Regions from separate parts of the Homo sapiens genome. Here region 1 is linked to region 2. Evidence: read pairs that join two places in POLR2A ChIA-PET (ENCODE). Cell type or tissue: MCF 10A. All regions are shown on one strand. Each heading gives the region's core, and the rest is flanking DNA. Links, peaks and the distances in the headings are about the cores only.

The links. Peaks named below come from ENCODE experiments on the same cell type or tissue, not always from the same donor. Only the 100,000 strongest peaks of a DNase experiment are listed, where the experiment ranks them.
Region 1: POLR2A ChIA-PET joins it to region 2 with 11 read pairs; 2 of 35 experiments call an interaction of 5 or more read pairs at or near these places.

What each region holds. Positions count from the first base shown.
Region 1 is chr2:18,985,228-18,989,629 of GRCh38, reverse strand. It overlaps LINC01376 (long intergenic non-protein coding RNA 1376), which reads left to right. Exons shown (of 4, transcript NR_135287.1): 4 at 1,762-3,179. All of the region lies in intron 5 of LOC105373456 (a long non-coding RNA gene), which reads right to left. Among named protein-coding and RNA genes, the nearest start is that of LINC01376, 40 kb to the left of the region's middle. In MCF 10A, for the core only: no CTCF peak of the experiment used is centred there; a DNase peak (open chromatin) is centred at 1,919.
Region 2 is chr2:19,233,541-19,237,942 of GRCh38, reverse strand. No RefSeq gene overlaps it. Among named protein-coding and RNA genes, the nearest start is that of MIR4757, 110 kb to the left of the region's middle. In MCF 10A, for the core only: no CTCF peak of the experiment used is centred there; a DNase peak (open chromatin) is centred at 2,462.

The DNA of each region.
Region 1 (4,402 bases), core at 267-4,266, 250 kb after region 2:
TAACAGAGAGCTATGGTTGAGTTTGTAAGAAAATATCACATGCACAACATATATTTCTGTAAGGCATGATGCTGGGTTCTGGATGTTGACTGAGAGAAGAAAGAATGGACATCATTTTGACATTGGAAAAATTCATAAATTTGGTGGAGAACAAACATCTGTCATACAAGCTAAATGAGCATAAGTTGCATTTTAAACTCAGCAGTTCACAAATTTATCAGTCACAACCTTGGCATCTTCTTTGATTCCAACTTCCAATTAATCTATCTTATACTTTTCTCACCTTGGCCTCTCCAAATTATCTCAGTTCCTCTCCCCAGTCAGTCAGTGTCTACTTCCTGTGGGTAGATCTACAATTCTGTAATAACCTGTCACTCTATAATTCAAGTCTCTCTTGATTGGCACTGCCCAAAATGGTAGCCCCTAGCCACATCTGGCTTTTACATTAATATTAAAATTAAGTTAAACTTTCAGTTTTTTATTCAAACCAGTCACCTTTCAAGTGCCCAATAGCCACATATGACCCATGGCTGCTGTTGGTGGATGATGCTGGTATTTCTACTGGCTCAGAAAGCTCTGAGCTAGATCTGCGCTAAAGCAGTTTAAAGCTCGCTTGCCAGGCTCTGCTCCCTGTGGTTTCCTCAGGCAAGCGAGCCTCCAATAAGTTAAATTTTCATTGTTTTCTGCATATATTCTGAGCTTCATTGACTTGGGGGCTTTGCTATTTCCAAAGCTTCAAGAGTTCTTTTGAAATCCTGTTGTCATTCAAGGCCTAGAATAAAGAATTCTTTCCCCTTCTTTTAAGAAGCCTTTTCTAATCTTCCCAGTGAGAGCTTTGACTCCTCTGGAATCTGAGAGCACACTTTGTGTCTCAGCTGTGCTTCACTCAGAGCTCTGCTTCAGTGACAAGAGCTGGATGCAATGAATGTCCAGTCTTTCAAACACAGCATATGTGAGCAGATAAGCCTTAAAAAATTGTGAACTGCTGAGTTCAAAATGTAAGTCTTCAGAGGAATTTTTTTTTTTTTTGCTCCAGTAGCTGGTGATGCTATTTTTTTGAGGTCAGGGGAAGCATGAAATTTTCATATTTCATGACCTCTGGTTTTTCTTCTTCGTGTGTTTTATTTTACTTATTTATTTTTTAAAGTTTTGAGGACATTAAAGAGAAAATAAAAGAATAAAAAGGGGAGAAGGACACAATTGGTGACAAAATCTGAAGGTGAAAAGGGAGAAATAGAGTTACATCAACCATATATGAGGGAAGGATGGGGTTGCTGCACATTGTAGAATAAAGTCCTATAATTAAATTCTTTTTCTGCCAATTTGCTTTCTGGATCTATGTGAGTGAATTACTGTCACTAAACCTGTCATTTGTTTTTGTTTTATTTTATCTATAGAATAAAAATAGTAATGCTCACCACATAGGTTGTTGTAAATATCCCTTAAGGTAATATATGTAAAAGTCCCTCTTAAAAAAAAAAACAAAATGTCTCATACAAATGTGAGTGGTTGTTTACAGCAAGCTTCCAGAAAAGGAGGGTTTGGAATGGGGAGAAACACATGTTCTCCTGTCCCTTCACAAACCCACTTTCTTCTGACAAAGCTCTGCCGACTGATAAAGTTCCAGTAGGCTCTTTGTGAGCTATCCAGGGGGTTCTCTTTTTATCTCACAGAAATATTTATGTATCTACAAATTTCTATAATTTTTTTATTCCACCCTCCTTGGGATGTAGTTATGACTGTTGAATATTTACTTTTCAGACATTCCTTCTCCCTTTGAAGAAATCCACAAAAGAAAAAGCAAAATACTGACAAGTTTTCAAAGCCATGATTTACAGGAATGAATTCTGAAAAGCAAGTGGCTAACATCCGAGTTCATCATCAAATAATATTTCTAAAGCACCCTCTAGTGTCTGGCCCCAAGCCAGATGATTCAACGCCTGGAGAAGCTACAGACTTTTTAAAAGTAAAATAGACTCATGTCTGCTCATGAGAAGCAAGTCAGCGTCATTTAGGATGCCTTAGGAATGTCTCTCTAAATAAGGATTAAAAATGGATTGCTGTAGAAAAAGTAATACAAGTACAAACACTAATAATATTGAATGCAATTTAAATTCCATTTTAAAATAGATAATAGGGTTTAAAATAACATGTTGAAAATTACACTGGAATTAGCAAAATTTAAAATCTTAGGAAGAAAAATCCTAATTTGTATGTGAAAATGTTTTGAACTGAGGAAAATTAAGACTAGCAAGAGTAGATAGGGGTTGTCTAGTAGGAATGTTAGACCCATCAGCCATCTGATTATGCTGCGACTGATACTAGCGTGTAGTTTTCACCCAGTAAATTATCAAGTGGTGCAGTAGAAAAAGCATGGTATGTAGAATCATAAGACTCATAGTCTGGGGTCACCTCTACTACTCACTTGGCCATGTGGTTTGGAACACATCACAAAAGATTTATGAGCCTTCGCTTCTTCACATCTAAAATCGTGATTATTTTGCCAACTCCATGGAATTGTTTAGACTTTAGAGGATTACATAGGATACAATGGACTAGTTCCTTGAACAAGTACTTGCCCCCAAAATGTTACCATTTTTTCTGGTTGTGTGACTGATTTTGCAATCAGCAATTTAATAATAATGCATTCAACAGGTTTATAATATGCATTCAATGTGACTCTTGCATATATCTCATAAAAACAAATTTGAATATTTTTCTCATTTTATCACTCACATATCTTTGAGAATGGGATCATAGTTTTATTTTGATAATGAAGTAATAGAGTCAATTCCTGAACAGGCTAGTTGACTTTAATGAGAAATACCCATTTATTCACTCATTCATTTCATTTTCAACTCTTAAATCCATAATGGCCCCTTCACTAACTGCACTAACTGGGGTTCTTATATTAATAAGATGGACCAGATGCTTCTATCACCTCCAAAAAATCTTTGTAGGCAGAGCAATAAAGAGTACTGAATCATTTTAAGAAGTCGCATAGACAATGACTTTTGACCATGGAAGGACTGGGCTTGATCAAGCAAATTCTATTTCAAAGTTTTACTTGCAAGGTTATTTATTACTGTGTGGAATCTCACTCCTGTGGCTGGGGTCAAGAAAAATGGGGACACAGGTGTCTGCCTATTTGCACAGGCATTAAAAAGTGTTGTAAAATGAGCTTCAGCCTTTTAAGTTACTGTCTTCTTCTTTATAATAATAATCTTTTCCATTTTACAAGGTCTATATTATTTTTAGGTAAGAAAACACTGTAGAGTTCATGTTTTATTGTTCCTTGCAGTTATATAAATTATATTTGGCCAAAACAAATGTAATTCCTACTGTGTGAACTGGGAACCCAAAATGTTGATTTTCCTCAAGTTATAAACAATGTGAAGATATGTTATACTGGGTCACAATTTTCCAGAGCAGAGCAAAATATATAACTCAGTTTTAATAACAAAACTGCATATATCATTAAAGTTTCCTACTCCACACAGAATGTATTATATTACTCTGCCCAGCAAGAGACATCCTTTGTGTAGACCACAATTTCTAAAATACCATTTGATTGAATAGAAAACAGGTTAGCCATTTGTTAGTTTAAAAGAAAATATAATGGTTAAATGCTCATGGACATTCTGCTTTGTCTTTGCTAGTGAATATTAAATTTCTTCTCACTAAGTTTAAATGTCACAGATTTTGTAAACAACAAGGTCTGGGGGAAAACCATTATGACCCTTTTCTGACTATTAGATGAATCTTCATATTTTTAGCAACTTAGAAGCAGATGTCCTTTCCTTTGCAGCACCAATAAACCTTATTTACACATGTACTATATCAACTTCAAGACTTATTGTAATTATTTACGTACAAGTCTGCCTCCCCAAATAGACTTGCAACTTAACAAGGCAAAATCCAGACTGCATTATGTTTGTATTCTGGGCCCCTGGTTCAATGCCTACCACAAAGTTGGAGCGCTAGAAATACTAAGTAAAAGAATGTATGCTGAAAAATCACCACCAAATTGTTAATTTACCCACCCGCCTGTTCCTTTCAGAATAATTCCAAAATTTAGGAAACTGCAAGTACTATCTTTACAACACTGATAGGAATCAGGAAATATTTCCTTTATTAAAAACTCACAGATGGGACTATTAGCTAGTCTGTCCTGCTTATTTCACAGATGGGGATTTCAGGGACCAGAACAAGGAAGCTTCTTTACTCTTGCTATACCATAAAACTGATACCAATTATGTTTATGTGATATAAAAGTAGTACATGTTAATTCTAAACATTTTGACAAGTTCAAACATACATAAAGGAGCCAACAACCACATGAAAAGATAACTTGAAGAATCATTAAATGTAAATCAAAACCACAATGAGGTATTACCTCAAA
Region 2 (4,402 bases), core at 276-4,275:
AATGGGGACAGATGGGGGAGGATGAAAAACCAGTCATGGCATGCAGAGAAAGAGTTTGAAGCTGAGGGCTTATAAGACAGAGAAAATGAGAAGTTGGAGGAATTTGTGTGTGGAGGCAGGAGCGTGGCCCAAATGGCTACTCATTGAGTCATTATAACTTACTGGTCACAACTACATGCCGGTCCCTGAATGTGTGGGGTGTGCAAAGTGACCCAGATATATTTTTGAAGCAGGGGCCTGTCACTGTGATGTCCTGGAAGAGATGACCAGATGGCTCTGAGGTCCCATGGAGTGTTCCCATGGCCTGGGGCAGGGAAGAGGGCAGTGTGTCTGGGAAGGGGCTCCTCCCCTTTGGAAAACATAAGGCTCCTTGGCTGGGTTGACAGGTTCTAGCTGACACTCCAGTTGGCTTTCCAGCTGTCAGCCAGAAAAACATCTGGGTGAGCCCAAGGGCCATGTTGGGGAAGAAAGGGTCAGGTAGGTGGTGTGTATGAAGAGGGAAGGAAAGGTGGCCTATGAATAACAATCAAACAAACAAAACCAAACAGTAACAACAAAACTTTCAAATGAACCAGTGGTGTCTTGTGGGGCTTGGGCATCAAGGCTGTGTAGGAGGCAGTGAGGTGTCTTTGCCACTCAGCCAGTGCCTGGGGTGTTTGGGGCTGATAAGGGCAATCCTAGGGCAGGTCAGGAGAAGAGAAAGGGGCTGAGGGCTTGAGTGGGATGAGGCCGTCATCTCAGGGCCCAGGAGAAGGAAGTTCAGTGTGGATCACTGGAAAGCGTTGCAGGGCAGGAAGGATCAGGGGGAGCAGCTCTTAGTAGATCACAGCATAACTCCTAGAACAGGAGTTTACATTTTCTCAGTGGCAGAAAAGAGCTTGGATAATCAAGGTGGTAACAAGAGACCATAAGGACTAATGAGACTCCAAAAGCTTGATCTTAAATCCTCATTCAAAATTTGAAAATGAAATTATGAGACTGCTGTCTGAGGAACTCACTGAATGATCTTTGAAAAGTCCAGAGCTGCATAAACCCATAGGGTTAAACTAGAAAAGACTCTTAGAGGCTGGAAGCCCAACCCCATTTGTTTGCAGCTGAGGAAACAGAGAGAATGGGGTTTATCCCTAATCCCCCCATTAGCTGGGCTGACCTGGGACTACCCAGGACTCCTGAAAGGCTGTGGGATGGAGGATGTAAGTGGCGATGAGAGGGAAGCATAACTGCTGTGTGCTTATTTGTACACTGAAATGATCCCATCAACCAGAATATCTTAACTAAGCACATGCCAACTAAGTGCAAGGCATTGAGAAAGGTAGTGAGGTGTTCGATTAAGAGCTTCCAATTCTTTTGGGAGTAACAAGACATCTCTGGTGGAGAGAATAATACTCCACACCACATTAAGCCAGAATGGTACTTTTTGTTTGCATACACAATCTTACAAATTAGGAGGCTTACTAGCCCTCGTATCTTCCATTCTTATCCGAGCAATTATTCACGAACTTCATTTATGAAACCTAAAGGCTCAAGGTGGATTAAACAGTAAACCAAGAGCAGAATGCTTGATTGAATAAGGCCAGGAAGCATGCACACACTGCCCCTCAGCCTCCTCAAATATTATTCTAGAATATGGATTGCTTGATAATTCATTGGGTGGAGAGACCACTTTAGTGGGCATGGTCCTGGATGATTTTGAAGAGGAGCTCAGATAATACGTACGTGTGTGTGTGTGTGTGTGTGTGTGTGTGTGTGTGTGTGTGTATGTGTGTGTATGTATGTGGGTAGCCACAAGAGAAGAGGGAGAAAGTGAGAGAGATGAGAGAAGAGGAGACTCCACAAGGCATTCATAGGCTAGTTATTTGGTAAATCATGGTGTAGCTCCTACTTATGATGCATAAAAATGCATGATTGATATTGGTGGTATATGCTGATGTTTTCTTCACAAACACCTGGGGCCAGGCCATGAAAAGCAGAGGGGAATTACGTAAATTCCTTCAGCTGAGTGTCAGAAAACCTGAGTTCTCTCACCTTCCCAGTTTTGCTAGCTTTCTGTTGCCCTCATCCATGAATAGGGGTGTCTTAATAGACAGATAATTTAAACTTACAGCCAATAGTAATGCTGTGGCCAGGGAGCATCTGGATACCTTCTCAGCTCTGAGTCCAGACTTGTTTAGTGAGGGGAGTCAGGGTGCCCACGAATGGCTGGCAGGACTCCCTGGGCAGGAAGGAAGAGTGCCCTCATCAGACTCCTGTTCTTTGTCAACATTTTCCTTCAGCACCACCCTACCCTGGAAGCTCCTGAAAGAAAAGAGTCACTCTACACTCAAAATCTCTCCTTGTTTACAAGATATTTGGGGCACGGATGGAATTATTGCATCACAGGCCAATTTCTTCACCTCTTTTAAAAATTTTATCACGTGAAGCAGCATGCTGAAAGATCTCAATGCTACTGAAGATTGCAAAACCAAGTGGAGATTCATCTGTTTTGGAACTCTGTCAAAAGACTTTTCCATATACATTCCATTCCCTTCCACAGCTCACAGTGTACCTACCCTGTACTTTCAGAGCAGTGAGGCAGCTTCTTCACCTTTCTCAAGCCAGGGCAGGTCCTGACAAATTACTCTGTGTCAGGATCTTTCCAGGAGACATTTTCCCTGGTAAAATGCTCATGAAACTTCACTGATGTGGACAATCTCTGGTAACAAATCTGAATTGTCAAAGATAACAAAAGCCAAGAAAGCCAGTTGTATACCCAAACTAGACTAATAAATGCTTCCTGATTAATAGAGGGTTTTATGAAATATGTTTAAATAAGCAGATTGAATTGGATCATAATTAACATTACTTATATAATTCATAAAAATAGTTATTTCATTAAATCAGAAAGAAATTTCTACTTTGTTATCCTGTTTGTTTTGCTGATATTTTTAAATCAAAACCCTTTTTATTCAAAGATGTGGCACAGGTAAATTTTCAGCCAGACACTCAATTATCCAAATAACTGACATCTTTCTGCTCTCAGAAAAATGCTCTAGGAACACAGGCTGCTTGTTTCTCTCCTACCTTGGCCAGCAGAGCATGGCAGTGTAAAACACAGAAAATTGGCAAAACTCCATTTTCAATCTGTGTTAGAAACTGGGATCAATCTTGCTTCTCTTTCTCCCTTAAATAGAAATAAGAAATAAAAGAAACCCTTTATGTAAAATTGGATCTTGACATTCTCCAAAGGGTGGCAGCTCCTACATTGCAGATGAAAAGGGCTCAGTTTTCCCAGAGAATACTCTGAGAAAGGAAAGTCAAGGTGAATGAATGGCCTTCTCCTGTGAGTGCAAGAACTTCTCCTCAGCCACCTCCAAGAGGACAGAGGGGAGGCATCTGAAGGTTAGGGAACTGAGTCAGCAAGGGCCAAAGGGACATGACAACCAGAGAGGTTGGGAGTGGGAGCTTTTGCTGAAGTTTCTTTCGCTTGTGTCCTCCCTGGCAAGGGGCTTGGCAAGGCTTCCTGCTCTTCCTTCCCCCTTCTCCAAGCACTGAGAACAAGTCGAAAGAGGAAGCATCAGGGGAAGAAGATACTGAATAACTCCAAACTCAAGCACTGTTTGTTGGATTCATTGATTTACTCATTCATTATTCAAAAAGTATCAGGCATCCTCTGAGTGTCAGGTCCAAGGCCTAGGCTGGAAGTACAGAGATAAATGATTCACAATCACTGTCTCCAATATCCTCCCAGTCTATGGGCCCAAGGAGAAGCTTCATCTTGTCAACCATCTTGGCGTTCTGGCTGCATTTGTATTTGGGCTTCCTCACTCATTGTTGACTTACAGAATCAATCTTTTCCAGTGGATTAGGACCATTAATATCTTATAAGTTGAATAGAAACCAATGTAACCTGCATAAACAAGAGAACTTAGCTTTGGTTCTGCCTCAGGGCAGGCCTAGGGTAAGGCAAGTGGGAGGTATTTTGTACACAAAATTTAAGGAGGCTCTCACTATCAAGGTACTGTGAGTACAGGGTCTGCCTGGATATGGCAGGTTGACACTTTCTGTACCAGTCATTTAAATGCTCTGAGTCTCAGTTTTCTGTCTGTAAAACTGGGACAATACCCATATCATAGAGTTGTGGAAAATTTAGTAATATAATGTTTATGCAAGTACATTACAAACTATAAACAATACATATATACATTGGTTTTATCAATAGTAATAATTTTCCTTAATCATGACATTGATAATAACCATAACCAAAACATCCTTTGCAGTGAATGTAGCAGATTACATGGGAAAGTGGAAGACAGAAATGGAAGAATCTGGTCCTTCACCTTATAAGAGGCAAAAGTTAAATATAACACAGTAGTTAAGTATAGTAAGATTTTGAGCTATAGAGTCAGAGAGACTTGGATGTTAA